Regions from separate parts of the Mus musculus genome. Here region 1 is linked to region 2. A link is a loop called in an ENCODE intact Hi-C map of the cell type or tissue named here. Cell type or tissue: heart. All regions are shown on one strand.

Evidence for each region. Peaks named below come from ENCODE experiments on the same cell type or tissue, not always from the same donor. Only the 100,000 strongest peaks of a DNase experiment are listed, where the experiment ranks them.
Region 1: a loop joins it to region 2, with 2.3 times the contacts of the local background. A loop is called at or near these places in 3 of 42 quality-filtered maps.

What each region holds. Positions count from the first base shown.
Region 1 is chr17:79,375,519-79,383,518 of GRCm38, reverse strand. No RefSeq gene overlaps it. Among named protein-coding and RNA genes, the nearest start is that of Cdc42ep3, 24 kb to the right of the region's middle. In heart, no CTCF peak of the experiment used is centred here; a DNase peak (open chromatin) is centred at 4,048; H3K27ac peaks cover 283 bases.
Region 2 is chr17:79,564,914-79,572,913 of GRCm38, reverse strand. It overlaps the pseudogene Gm7283. Among named protein-coding and RNA genes, the nearest start is that of Rmdn2, 46 kb to the left of the region's middle. In heart, a CTCF peak has its summit at 4,288 (motif pointing right); no DNase peak of the experiment used is centred here; H3K27ac peaks cover 1,001 bases; H3K27me3 peaks cover 534 bases.

The DNA of each region.
Region 1 (8,000 bases), 190 kb after region 2:
GACAGGATGCTGATGCTGGTTCCCTGACCCTCCCATGCTCTTATCTCAACCCCCTCCTGCCTCTGTACAGCCATTCTTCTACCTCTTCTCTCCTCTCCTCTCAACCATCTGGCACTTCATCTCCATAATTACCTACCCACCCTACACCTCTGCCTTTTCCCAGACACTCCATCTCACACCTAACTGCAACCTGCCTCTCTCCCCCAAGAGCATGGCTTTCCCAGATAGCTTCTCGGTTTAAAAGTGGGTCTATATTCACTTGAATGGCCCCATGAGCATCTGAATCTCAGCAAGAATAAAACTAAACTTGTCCTCTCTCCTCTGTCATTCTGTCTCTTCCTCTGTCACCATGACACATACAGTCACCCAGTCCCTCAAACCAGAAACCTGGTACTCAGCCTCACCTCCTTCTCTTTTCATTTCCACATTCTACCATCTCCCTAGATCTCATCCTCCATCGTTTTCTGCTAACTTGCCCTCTAATCCGTTCTTCCTCCACGATTCTGTCATTACAACCCAGATCCCATCATCTCCTGCCTATTTTATCTCCCCCTTTCCTTTCTTCTAATTCATTCAGGAAATCTGCCTGTCACATGGCTGCTGCAGAGACCACTCTAACACAAAGTTGAGCCTTTTTTTTTGTTTGTTTGTTTTTATTAGATATTTTCTTTATATACATTTCAAATGCTATTCCAAAAGTTCCCTATACCCTCCCTCCACCCTGCTCCCTGACACACCCACTCCCACTTCTTGGCCCTGGCATTCCCCTGTACTGGGGCATATAAAGTTTGCAATACCAAGGGGCCTCTCTTCCCAATGATGGCCGACTAAGCCATCTTCTGCTATATATGCAGCTAGAGACATGAGCTCTGGGGGTACTGGTTAGTTCATATTGTTGTTCCACCTATAGAGTTGCAGACCCCTTCAGCTCCTTGGGTACTTTCTCTAGCTCCTCCATTGGGGGTCCTGTGTTCCATCTTATAGATGACTGTGAGCATTCACTTCTGTATTTGCCAGGCACTGCCATAGCCTCATACAAGACAGCTATAACAGGGTCCCTTCAGCAAAATCTTTCTGGCATTGTGCAATAGTGTCTGGGTTTGGTGGCTGATTATGGGATGGATCCCCGAGTGGGGTAGTCTCTAGATAGTCCATCCTTCCGTCTTAGCTCCAAACTTTGTCTCTGTAACTCCTTACATGGGTATTTTGTTCCCTATTCTAAGGAGGAATGATGTATCCACAGCAGATGCTGGCGAGGATGTGGAGAAAGAGGAACACTCCTCCACTGCTGGTGTGATTACAAGCTTTTACAACCACTCTAGAACTCAGTCTGGAGGTTCCTCAGAAAACTGGACATAATACTACTGGAAGATCCAGCAATACCTCTCCTGGGCATATACTCAGAAGAAGTTCCAACTGGCAATAAGAACACCTGCTCCACTATGTTCATAGCAGCCTTATTTATAATAGCCAGAAGCTGGAAAGAACCCAGATGCCCCTCAACAGAGGAATGGATACAGAAAATGTGGTACATTTACACAATGGTGTACTACTCAGCTATTAAAAACAATGAATTTATGAAATTCTTGGACAAATGGAGGTACCTGGAGGATATCATCCTTAGTGAGGTAGCCCAATCACAGAAGAAGTCATTAGATATGCACTCACTGATAAGTGGATATTAGCCCAGAAACATAGAACACCCAAGATACAATTTGCAAAACACATGAAAATCAAAGTTGAGCCTGTTAACCTTCTGCCTGTTGTGGTTCAGGGACTGTCTCCAACCTGGCCGGGCTTCCTGTCAGAAAAAACCAACCCTCCATAGTCTATCTCCACCTACTTCTCCATTCTTAACCTCCCACACACTGCTGCCTCTCACTTTAACAATACCAAACAACAGACAGGCCCTTCGTGGTATTTCTCTTACTAGCCTACTCCTCCTGTGCCTTTGGCTCAGTCGCTCTGGCCCTTCCCAGTGCTATCCATTCTTCCCTTGCTAGCCTCCTAAATGATAAGCTTTTTGCTGGTGTTAATCTTCCAGGAATCTTTTCCTGCACTCTCACACCAAGCGCAGTGTCCCTCCTTGGCATCCCAATGTCCTCTTTTGTTATTTGCTTGCATTGACTCCGTGAGTAGAGTGTGTACTTTCCCCTTTGTCTGTTTCCTCTGAGGTCATCAGCTGAATACTTTGCCTTTCCTGCCATAGATCGAGCACAGCAACGTGAGCGTATTAGGTGCTTAATAAATATTTAATATCCTGAAATAACTTGCACTGGAAATGGATCAGGTGAGCCCTACTGGTCCGCATGTATACAGGCACTTGTTTACTCTCTCCTACTCAGCGGTAGAATATCTACTAAATATTTATATCCTACTTATCTAGCATTCTTGACCTCTCTGATATTTAGATATGCTTTAACTTCTTGAGAAGCCTCGATTTCATGTTCACTCAAATCACCTGCTCAAATGAACTATAGAATTTGGTCCATGAAAAAATAACTGATACAGGCAAAGTGAGACAGAACCAACCCAGGTGATGTGAGAAGATCCACAACAGAGAGAACCAAGGCCCTAATGGAATTCACAAGCCAGTCACTATCTGAATTGACTATACACATACATCATATACATATACAATCATATACAGAGATTGGCAAAACATGGTTTTTCTTAAACCTTTCAGCAAATGTAAATTACTAAAAGATGAAGTGATTTCGCAAGTATCTGAAGAACTTGGAATAAATGGTTAGAACTGGGTGAATTTAATCTGGACCAGCTGCAGAAGGTGAAAGTTATTTTTAATATGAAGGCTCGGTAGTTGAAAAAGAAATAAAATAGAATTTCAGTTTTAAAATGTCACTGGGGGTGGAGGGAAAGAAAATTAAAAACTCTGCTGGGAAAACGGAAGACTACTGGGCTGGACCTGTAGCATTTGTGCTAACAAAGATGTGGGTAGCCTGCACAGAGCTTGTCTATCAAATAGAAATTAGCCTTTAGGACCTGATGTGGCTGGCAATCTCCAAATCAAGTATTTCTTCCCTCTTTTCATGGAGGGATTGTTTGTTTGTTTGTTTGAAATCTCCTGAGACATAATTGTAGTTTGTTTTCTATTGCCGTAATAAAATATTCTGACCACAGACAATTGGAAAGGAAAGAGTGATTTTTCATCTTACAGCTGATGGAACCTCTGAGGAAAGCAGAGGAACCTGAAGGCCAGACTGGAGCAGAGGTCATGGAGGAGTGCGACTTATTGGCTTGCTTTTTATGGCTTGTTCATCTTGCATTTACAACCCAGGATCACCCATCCAGGGTGGCACTGCCCATAGTGGGCTGAGCCCTAAAGTGTTAGTCATTAATAAGTAAAATTCTAAAAGACATAGGCTAATTTGATGAAGAAATTTTTCTCAGTGGAGGTTTCTTTTTCCCAGAAAAATTCTAGCTTGTGTTAAATTGAGAAAACCAAACCAAAGTGAAACAAACAAAACAGCCCTAACCAACACAACTGATTCCTTATCAATAAAACACACAAACACACCACCAACCGTATCCTTCCATTGTTTATCCTTATTTATCCCCAAGTCTCATGTTAACATCATAATATAGAACACAGACCAGCTTTTAAATGTCTTCTAAATTTTCAACACATTAATATTCAGTGTTTCTTTTTAAAAAATCCAAGGTCTCTTAACTGTGAGCTACAACGGGACCCAAAATAAGACTTTCTAATTCCAAGAGTGAAGAATCAGGGCACATTTAAAATCACAACAAAACCAAACTTCAACAGTGTAAAAAGTTCCGTATCTGATGTCTGGTAGTGAACTCATGGTCTTCTGGGTCTATAAAGCTTGGGAGTCTTGCTCACCTCTCCTGTTCTGATATTTATAGTACAAGCAGCTCAGCTCGTGGGCTCTGGATGCACTCCACACCTCCCAGCTAGGTCTCTGAAACTGAGGCCTAATGACCTCACTAGTGACCTCTGGCTTCCCTGGAGGGACTCCATCCCAGCTTTATGGTTCTCTCCATGACACCTTTAGTCCTGGGGATTTTATGCCACCAAAACCGTACTACATAAAAGACTCTTACACATTACCAAGTTCGGCTGCTAGCTTGAGATGCAGCCTCGGCTTCCTTTGTACCACAGCTTCCGAGAGGACTTCCTCTCACTGATGCTAATCTCTTATTAATCATGCATGTGTTTTTGCTTTTGCTTTTGTTTTTAACTCCAGCTAACCAGCATCAATATCTCAAGTTCAAGTTTTACTCCACTGGCGCTGGTCTCTTGTTAATCACAGCTGATTCTTCAGCCACACTTCACTGGTGCTGGGGCGGCAGACACAGGGTCCCTGGGACTTTCTGGCCATGCAGCCTAATCAACTCAGCGACCCCTGGGTTCTGTTCGAAACCGTAAAAAAGTAAAGTATAATAATATAGTCAAGGGACAGCAAAATGGTTAGGCAGGTAAAGGTACTTGCCACGCTAGCCCAGAGTTTAATCCCCAGGATCCACATAAAGGTAGAACTTGAGACTCCACAGAGTTGTTCTCTATATCCACATATATATACTGTGGCATATAATAATAATAATAATAATAATAATAATAATAATAATAAACTGTTAATTATTATTACTATTATTATAATGTAAAAATGGAGCATAATTTTAAAAAATACTCCTGTTGATCTCTGTCCTTCAAATGTGAAAATACACACACATGCACACACACAAAATGGGATTAAAAAACTATAGGGTATAATGAAAAATAAAGAACAGCAAATACACAATACTGTTAAAATCAAATCCCCAGTCTTCTCTTCACAATAACTATATGATATGACTGATTTTGTGTCAAAAACATTGTTTCTGACCCTGCTTCTATTTTCTTTATTTCCTAATTTTTAAATGTGTGTGTGTGTGTGTGTGTGTGTGTGTGTGTGTGTGTGTGTGTGTGTGTGTGTGGTGTAAGTATGCCCCATGTGTGCCTGGCACCCAAGGAGGTCAGAAAAGGCTATCAGATCCCCTGGAACTGGAGTTATGTGTGATTGTGAGACACCACGTGGGTGCTGGAACAGGACTGGATTCTCTGCAAGAGCAGTAAGTGCTCTTAGCTTACTGAGCCATCTCTCCAACCTCCCCATTGACTGCTAACTCTCACTTTGTCAGCAACACTATCAAAAATGAAGGCTTTGAGGCCATCTCCATTGCTAAAATGTTCCTCATGTCAGTGTAACAGAAAACCCTCCTGTGCATTCTCTACATCATTAATTTCCCAGCGTGTTATTGCTTTAGATGGAGTATTCTCTCAGTGGCCTCAACTTTTCTAGCAATATCAGAAACTTTGAAAAGAAAGAAAGAGAAGAAAAGAAAAGACCAACTATGTTTCTTCTCCTGCCAATACTCTCATCACAAGACTATTTCAATAGAAGCTTAGTTAATAGGAAGTAGTTCAATAAACAGTACCAGCGAAGAAGCACAGAAACGATGATTCTAAGTCTCCCAAAACTCTGACAACTCCCTATGAGTACTTCCCCCACCTCACCTAGCAATCTTTGAGGCGGCCTGCCTGGCGTGGCTTCCCACTAACTTCTGTGAGGGATACTTTCTTGGCTCTTTCCTTCTCTGGGTACCTCCTCCTTCCTCCAATCCATCTTCAGCAGCTATTTACCATCTCTGAGAAAGCCCAGGCAACACTCAGATCAGATTATGTGGAACTGAGAAACCTTCCTTTCAAAGATCTTTGTAGAATGTCAGATAGAAAAGAACCCTCAATTCTTTGATATATTTTTTTGTTTGTTTGCAACCCCAGTGGAGCCTTCATCCATGGAAGTTTATTCCAATTGTTATCTGGTTAAGTTATCCAGTACCAGTTGGCCTCTATCAGCTCTACCTTAGGTTTCTGGCCCCTCACTTAGGATTCTTCTCTTAGAGATACCATCTCCTTCTTGGTCAGATACCACTGACCATCTCTCCTCTTCTGTTTCCAGATGTGCTGGCTGGTTTTGTGTCAACTTGACACAAACTAGAGTCATCCGAAAGGAAAGCAATTCAGTTGAGAAAATGCCTCCATGAGATCTAGTTGTAAGTGATCAATAGGGGAGGGCCCAGGCCACTGTAGATGGTGCCACCCCTGGGCTGGTGGTCCTAAGTTCTCTAAGAAAGCAGACAGAGCAAGTCAGAGGGAGCAGGCCAATAAGCAGCATTTCATGGCCTCTACCTCAGCTTCTAGCTCTAGGTTCCTGCCTTCTTGAGCTCCTGTCCTGATGTTTCTTGGTGATGAACAGCAATGTGTAAGTGTAAGCCAAATAAACCCTTTCCTCCACAGCTTGCTTTTATGGTTGTGCTATTTCATTGCAGCAGTAGAAACCCTAACTAAGACATCAACCATTGTCCAGATTTTCTCCCTTGTGTGGTGGTTTGAATGAGAATGGCTCTCATAGGATTGTTATGGTCATTTGAATATGCTTGGACTGGGGAGTGGCACTATTAGAAGGTGTGGCCTTGCTAGAGGAAGTGTGTCTCTGTGGGGGTGGGCTTTGAGACTCTCCTCCTAGCTGTTTGAAGACAGTCTGCTCTTAGCTTCCTTGGGGATGTAGAACTCTCAAATTCTCCAGCACTGTGCCTGCCCGGATGCTGCTATGCTTCCTGCTATGATGAAAATAGCCTGAACCTCTGAACCTGTAAGGCAGTCCCAATTATATGTCGTCCTTGTAAGAGTTGTCTTGGTCATGTGTCTGTTCCCAGCAGTAAAACCAAAACTAAGACACTCATATATTTTAAATCTTGGTCGCCAGTTTGGCGGATTGTTTAGGAAGGATTAGTCATTGTGGTATTGTTGGAGGAGGTATGGCCTTGCTGAAGGAGGTATGCCACTATGGAGTGGGAGGTTTCAGAATCCATGCTGTTATTCCTGCTTAGTTGTGAATCAGGATGTAAGCTCTCAGCTACAGCTTCAGTGCTATGCCTACCTGCTGCGGTGCTCCCTGCTGTGATAGTCACAGACTTTAATCCTCTGGAACTATAGGAAGCGCCCAGTAAATTCTTTCTTTCTAGGCTGTCTTGGTCATGGTGTCCTATCACAGCAATGGAAGGTAACTGAAACACCATGCAAGTCAACCAGTTAAGAAAGGAGTCACTTACATTGTGACATCCTTTAATTGCTACTCTATTTTTCCTTTACTTTAGACCCAATTCTATTCTAATCAAAATGTCCTCTATCATAGACCAGGTAGAAGGACAAAGACTAAAGCAAAGATGCTTGGAAGAAATCTGTTTCTTCTCTTCGGGTTCACTTTTCCTGCTCTGCATTATGTGTGAACATTGCTCAGTTACCCAAGCTACTTGCTCACCTATCTCTACTATATATAATAGATATATAATATACAGTAAATTCATAATATATAGTAAATATATGATATGTGATTGGTATCATATATGATGTATGATGTGATAATATATGAGACATATGATATATGAAGATATGATGATGTACAAAGTATGACTAATGACATATGTCATATGGCACATTGTACATTATACATTTTATATATTATATATTTTATATTATGTATTTTATATTATGTATTATGTATTATATTGCATATTACATATTACATACTATGTTATATATTATACATTATACATTAATATAGAGTATAGAGTATAGATTGTGCATTGTACATTGTGTATTGTATATTAGATATTAGATATATAAATATATGATTTGATTTATGGATTGTATTTTGTCCCCTCATGGTGAGGTAGCTAATTTGTCATCTCACTGACCACACCTTGTTAGAGTTAAGCTGCATAAACTTTTCTCTCTAAACTAGAACTTACTCTGGCCAAAGTGACTAAAGGCCAAATTCCCCAAGAATCATCTTGTTTTCCACAGTGCTGATCTCCTCTCTTCTAAGGCCACACTGCCTACAATCCTTTCTTAGCTCCCAATTAGCTCCTTGTCCTCACTCTAATCTGAGTACTCTGACACCAGAGAGCCTTTC
Region 2 (8,000 bases):
AACTTCCAAAGGCAGGAGAGAGCACAGCATGGTTATTTTGATGGTTGTTAGTGACACATCCTGGTTGTCATCTCTTTCAAGGGCTCCAGCTCCTTGTGGTCTATGAGGTTCATCTCCGTGATAAAGTAATAGAAGTGTTTGTAGCAGGTGTTGACGTGAGCCTCTGCGCCCATCACAATGAGGCGGTCAAAGTGATGAATGTAGACATGGACAAAGACCCAAAAGAGGCGGCACAGGATCTTCTTGCAGATCTGGACCATACCTTAAGCAGGTTCATGCACCGAGGTCATCCTGCCACCGGTACTCATATTTGGGGCCCCCTGACATCACAGGGCAGGTCCGCTCAGTGCAGAACTCACAGTTTGTGTTTTATGAAGAGAGGTAGGACTGGAGACATGAGGGTGATGAAGAATAGCCTGACATCCACATGGCCATTGGTGTTAACATGAGCAATGGCTATTGACACAGGACCCCTGCCCCCTGCCATAGACCCAATCATACACACAAAGACACAGACACAGACAAACACACAGACACAGAAACACACACACACACACACACAGAAAGACACAGACACAGACAAAAACACACAGACACACATAGTGAAACACACACACAAAGTCACAGATACACAGAAACACACACACACACACACACACAGAGAGAGAGAGAGAGAGAGAGAGAGAGAGAGAGAGAGAGAGAGAGAGAGAGAGAACATACACACAAAGTCACAGACACAGACAAACACACACACACACACACACACACACACACACACACACACACAGATGCACATGCACATACGCACATACATACCTACACAATGCATGCCTGGGTTGAGTGGAGAAGAAGGACGCTTCCTGTCTAAGGATTTCCACCTCTTTATCTTCTTCCGATACTTCCTTTGGCTAAAGAGAAAATCTTTTCTCTCACATTTCTTACTTCCCAGAGAGGCATTTATTGGTAAGGTCTGAATTTTTCAGATGTTAAAGAAGGAGATCAAAGAATTCAGCCAGGGTGGGCAGTGGTGGTGGCTCATGCCTTTAATCCCAGCACTTGGGAGGCAGAGGCAGGTGGATTTCTGAGTTCAAGGCCAGTCTGGTCTACAGAGTGAGTTCCAGGACAGCCAGGGCTACACAGAGAAAAAACCCTGTCTCAGAAAAAAAAAAAAAAAGAAAAAAAAATCAACCAGTTTTCTCTATGAACAATGCCTGGTTTTCAAGCTTTGTGCTTTGATACCAAATCATATTTTGAGTCACCAATGTTGTTATTCAAATGTGATTTTTCATACTTTACATTCCTGCTATCAACAATATTAATCCTAGAGACAGACACATTTCAGGCCACCTAGGAAGAAGAGCATATACCCTAGAAAGAGAAAAGTACCCTGGGACTTGAGGGGCTCTTTCTTCACAGATCTTTGTCAGCTGACTTCCACAGAAGTTCCACAGTGCACTCCACAAACTGGGCTTTGCCTGCTACATGTTTGGATAGCAGTGGCTGCTCAGGTTGCAATGCTCTCCCAAGACTCTCTGTCTCGGTTGTCTGTCATGATCAGTCTTTCCCGACTAATACTCTAGCTTCAGAGGGTCTGGACTTTGCTCTTTAATCCCTCTCTGCCCTTTCCCACCAGAGACACCACAGGAAGTCTTTGGTTTCTAAATGGTCTGTAAGTGTAGCATTTCAAACCCAGAACTCATTTTTTTCCCTACAGAGAGAATATTATAAGTATGTGTTGGGTCTCCAGGTCAACCCACAAAGGCTCATTCAACTCCTAATACAGGTAATGTATTTTCCCTTTGCTCTTTAATATATCCTAGAGCAATAGAATGTCTGAGCAAAAATGGAATTTAGAACTTCATGCTATATACTGGTTTGTCAGTGTATTCTGTTACAAATGCCCACAGTCCATCTCTTTAGATATTAAGTAGGGTCCTGCAGTTCAGCCTGGAAATCCAGTTATATTTTCAAACAATATAAATCATATTGTCATAAATATAGAAATGGCCTTGCCACAGACAACTTTATTTTGGCTACTTTTCTTTACATGTTCTGAGGCACACTGTAAAACCAGACTGTTTGTCTATCATGTCTGTATGTCTATATGCACAGACATGGCCAGCACTTACATGTACCTTAAGTTGTAGGATCATGGAGCACCCTAAAGGAAACAAACAAACAAACTCTCAGATATGACAACTCACAATGAAAGGACTGCCTCTTGGTGTTTGTTGAGCCAAATGTACCTCTGTGATGGGGCACCCTGATGCTTTCTCCCTCTTTCTGAGAGAATTCTTGCCAGAACATGCCCCCCTCATGTCATCAGCTCCTTGCTCATTGGTCCACAGAGATTATTCTGAGCCTGTCCTTCTTGGTATCTAAGCTTTGCTGTTTTTCTATGGCAGTTCTTATTAGCTTATTTGGTAGATTCCTTGCTACCACTTGGGTACCCTCACTGACTCCAAAAGCCACAGTGGTGGGCTTTTCTCTCTTTTTCTTTGTTTTACCATTCATACCTAGAACACTTTCTACCTGGCACGTAGGAGTGTTAGGGCTGAGAAAGCAGTGCCTCTCGTTATGGTGTTTTGGCATGATGAGGATTATAAACTACTGAAGGACACTAGGAGGCCTTAGACTTAGAGGGACAGTCTCTATGACTCTCTCCTGCTCTACTGTCTCCAAATCCTCTCGCCTAAATCAAGTCACAGGAATTGGGGTTGTTGTCCTCTAAAGCAAGTCATAACATCTGGAAAGGTAATTTTCTTTCTCCTCTTCCTTGCAGACTCTGATTACCCAAGAGGAAAGGGTGCTTCATGCTAGGCCAAGAAGGATCAGGACAGACCTTTTTTGCTGGCTGCCTACTTGATATCAGTCTACTGGTGTCAGATTATATTCTGTTCTCCAATCAGATTTACACACAACTGACTCCAATACCTGGAGGAAGCAAAGAAGAAGAAGAAAAGGAGGAGGAGAAGGAAGAGGAGCAGAGAAGAAGAGGGGGAAGGAAAAGGAGGGGGAGGGGAGCAGGAGGAGTAGGAGGAGAAAGAGGAAGTGGGGAAAGAGGAAGAGGAGGAGGAAGAAAAAACATTTTTTCCTGAGTCCTTGAGTTTCATTATCAAAGCTTCCACCCCCCATATTTTATTAAATAGACATTTGGTGCTTCCTTTCTTTAAGCCTGTTTGCTGTTGGTACAGAAGTGTCAGCCATGACCCTTTATGATGAAGAAAGTCTCACACCTGTCTACCCTGTGATCACAAATCTCCATTGTCCATTTGATGGGACTTAGAATCACATGATACTAAAAGTCTGCCTGTGCCTACGAGGGAGCTTCTGGACTAGGTTAATTGAAGTGGGAAGACCGGCTCTAACTGAGGGCACCATCCTCCCATGGGCCTGGCTCTGAATGAATATGACGGAGAACAGGACATGAGGACCAATGTCCAGCTGTCTGTGTTTCCTGGCTGAAGATGCAATGTCACCAGCTGCCTCTGGCCCCTGCCTCTCTTCTCTGCCTTGATGAACTATTTTAGAGGATTCCCGGACTTATTCTTTTAATAACACAAGTAAGCAAACTTAGACCAAATCTGCAATATGGTTCACTTATCCAAGTACAAAGGTCAGAATTCATACTAACATGTAAAAAGCAAGTCTTCGTTGGAGGACCTGAGGTGAGCATGCCCTGGGATTTATGAGGTGGGTATTCTGAGTCCTGTTTTGTGATGTAACGTATGAGATGAGAATAACTGTGGAACCAGGTGAATAACTGGACCTACTCCCAGCCTTAGCTTAGCTACATCATCCTGGCATTGGCACCTGCCATCTTAGAGACTATCCATCTCTCAGATGGCTGAGAAGAAGGCTCCTGGCATAGTCTGGCATCTACCATCCTCCCAAGCAGACACCATATTACTCTAGAAGTTTTTGTTATGCTTGCTTTGGAAGTAAATTTTACCCATTGTTTAGTTAGCAAAACCACTTCCTAAGTATAATTGTTCAAGTCTTACAGATGTGAAGGCTGTGCCTAAGAGAAAATGTGTAGCTATTGAGCTGTTCCCTGAGTTTATTTTTATTTTAATTAATACTGCTTCCAAAGGTGGAGGTCTGCAACATTACATAATTACGAATGACTATATGACTATATGACTATACAGGTTGCTTAAGGATATAATACAAAATAAAACCATGACTAAGAATCTATATTTATTAATAAGTCCCAGATCATGAAATTGCTTTTCCCTTCCTAAACCCAGATATTCAATGACAAGTTGCTACTTCCTAATTTTAGTACTTGACAGTAGATGGCACTGCTGATTGTCAAAAGATACAAACATTTCCCTGTATATACCAATCTCTTCTTTTTTAGCCATTAAAAAAACCATCAGAACAAAACACACACACACACACACACACAAATGGTATAAAAGTAAATATTTTTATTCCAATGAGAGGTTAAAATTAAGCACATAATTGAGCTGGACATTTATGTGAGTTATGCATAGTTTATTTGAGATGCTAGGAGAAACCATAGTATGATCAGCGGCTCTCAATCTGTGGGTTGCAATCTCCTTGGCAAACCTTTATCTCCAAAAAATGTACATTATGATTTATAACAGTAACAAAATTACAGTTATGAAATACCAACAAAAAATTTTTTTTGGTTGAGTGTCACCACAATCTGAGGAGCTATAGAAGAGGGTCACAACATTGGGAAGGTTGAGAAGTGGGTACAAGTTCTCATTATCAAGAGTAAAAGTAAAATTTCATTACCAACACAAGCAATTTATTTCTGTACCATAACTTTAGGAAAAAAATGGATATTATCACAACTGAATTTAGTTGTCAAGAACAAACCAGAAAATAAAACGAAAGCACTCACCCATGGGCTCTGGAGTCTTCCAGATGGCATACAAGGATGCAGTGTGTAAAATAAGAACAAAACAAATACGTGACCTGAACTTTGGGTAAGTCACTCAGTGTTTCATGACAGGGGTCTCTCATCTGTAGACAGAACTGCTTATCTCTTGACCAATTTACATGACAATTGCAAGGATCAATTAATTGTAACATTGTAGCTTAAAATATTATATGTCATTGGTGGAACAGATCCTGTATTGGTTACTTTTCTAGTCACTGTGACAAAATGTCTGACAGAAGCAACTTAAGGAAGGAAAGACTTATTTCAGCGCATGATTTCAGTCCATCATGGCAGAGAATTATGGTGGACCCACTCACCGTACAGCTGGATGGAAAGTGCATCGCAGACCAGAACCAGAACCAGATATAATTGTAGGGTATAAGGTCTTAACCCATTTCCTCTTGAAAATTCTTAACAGAACTCCACCAATCCCTCAGCATAAAAGTCCTCTAATCCATGAGCACGAAAACCAACCAATCTCAGAGCACAAAAACGCGCTAATTCCCCTCATTGTGAAATCCCACCAATCCCTGGTCTTGCTCCGAGTACAGGACTTGAAACCTCACTAGTTCTCACTCTGCAAATCTCTACCCCGGGGAACTCCTCCCCGTCAAGCCCTATATAAACCTGACTCCTGCCCCATTCCCTGCTGCATCTATCTGCCCACAGCCCAGCAGAGGTAGCCACCTCGTGTCTTTCCCAATAAATCTCGTCTGTGAGGTTTGTTGTGTGGTGTGACTTGGTGGATATTTCTTGGCTCCAAGATGCCAGGGTACCTTCCTTCTCTGAGCTGTAATGTTTCCATCAGAGAAACCTTCCCTTTAGAACTATTACCTTCTCCTTCCTCTTAGAGCTATGACACCTTCATCAGAAAGCCCGCCCACCCCCCACCCCCTCCACCCCACTAGAGCTATAACATCTCCATAGAAGCTTTTGCTTTAGAGCCTTGTCACCTCTACCAGAAAAGCTTTTCCCCACAGAGCTGTAACACTTAAAATAACCTTCCAGGCTTGCCTCTAGTAAATGCCCGCTGCCAGCAAGGTCCAACAACCAACGTTTCCATAACGTCCCACAACAGCACCCACTAGCCAGGGGTGGAATCTTCTCTAGAGAATAGTTCATATTAAACCATAACAGACGCCACAAAGCATCTTAAAGCTCTCTGTGGGCTTTCAGGAAAGGCATAGCTAATGACTGTAGTTCTCCACTATTTCCTATTCAGAGTTAAGTCTTGTAATCTTTACCTCCCCCTTTCCCCCCCCACACACCCCAGCATCCCAGGGCCAGTCTTAGCTTCTCAGATCTCACCAGGTAGGACCTGTTACATGTTCCATTACTTGGTCAGGAGTTAAGGGACCTAGATTTCCTTGTTATTGAATGTTGCTTTGCCAGCTTTTTGCTTAGATCAGTGGTTCTCGACCTTCTTAATGCAATGATCCTTTAATACAGTTCCTCATACTATAGTGACCCCCAACTGTAAAATTATCTTTGTTGCTACTTCATAATTGTATTTTTTGCTGCTGTTATGAATTGTAACATAAATATATGCTATGCAGGATATGCAACCATGTGGAAGGGTCGTTTGATCCCCAAAGGGGTTGCAAATCACAGGTTGAAAACCACTGGCTTAGACAGATTGATTCTATCAGTATTTGCTTAGAAAGAACTCTACCTGGCTTCCTCAAAGGTCACCACAGTATAGCCCTGTATCCCAAGAGATGTTTCTTTAGGACCCTAACACATTTGTGATTAGAGTTGATTGGGTGGCTTGCAGAATAAACCTGGTTTTTGTAGTTTGATTTATTTTTGTTTTCTTTCTTACAGCTGCAGCTTAGCTTTCTCCCTGTAGGCTACAAAATGAAGAATACTCCATTTTAGTCTTTCTGGTATCAAAAGGTTGAGCCAAACTACTGACTAGCCCTTTTGCCATCTTGAAAGCTTTTCATACAGGGACAGGGAGGAAAGATTGAAGGGGGTGGGGGAGGGGGGAGGGGGAGGGAGAGGGGAAGGGGGAGGAGGATTTTGGCAGAGAGAGACTGGGCTGGGGGCCTGTAGGCCACGAGGCTTTGCACTCTGAAGCCTCCCCTGCCAAGACAGCAGCTGGGGTGCGGCCTCCTCCTCTTTCCCTCACTGCCCACTATGGGGAAGGCTGGCAAGGAGCTGGGCTCCAAGTAACAGTACGTTTAATAGGAAGCAAATGTTTCTCCACGGAGGAGGTGTTTCCTCCTCAGAGAAGTTACAAAGAGCCCTTTCAGAGAAAAGAAGGCAGGCAGAGTGTGTGGCCACCTTGCTCTCTGCCCTGTGTAGCCCTGTACGAAGCCAGGGCTCTCTTTCTCTCCTCAATCGGACAATGTCAGAGGTGGGCAGAGACATGCGAAGCTCTGTCCCTTTGTTTACACCATATAAGAACATTCTTGAAGTTCCGGGGGGGGGGGGGTCATTGTGAAACCATGCTTTCTTTCTGTGGCTCCTGGTACTCAACAGCTTGTGGGTTTACTTTGTAGCCTCTTGATGGATCTTTATCAGAATCTCTTCATTTTCTGGCCACCCTCCAACCCCACCCCCAGTTCTTATATGAGGCTACTGAGTCTCTGCCTCTTCTTTTCATATCAGAGTTTATTCTTATTAAACCCAAAGCTAAACCCTTGGTCTTATATTCTCCACTGACCAACCTGCCTTTCTCTCATTGCACTAAGAGACTCACCCCAATCGAAACAGTGACAAGTGCAATTTCCAAAGTGCACAGCCTCAGGAGACCCTCGTGGGGGTGAACACACTCAGCTGGATTGGGTCCTTGGGTGAAAGTGAAGAAACACCCTGACAGGATAAGCAGAAGGCCTTAATCTTGGATGTGCACAACTCAAGGAAAAGGGCCGAAGGTTCAGCAGTGCAGAATCAAGAAGAAAGCATGGTTGTACCAATTCAGGGCAAGAAGAGAGAAGAAGGGAGAAAGATGTCATTTGTATGTCGTTAACTGATTGTAATCTTCCTGTCTTCTTGTCCACTGCCTAGCTCCTCCCTCGGGTAGAAGCAACATGAGGTCAGGGCCTTTGTTTGTTTGTTTGTTTGTTTGTTTTCTCCCTAA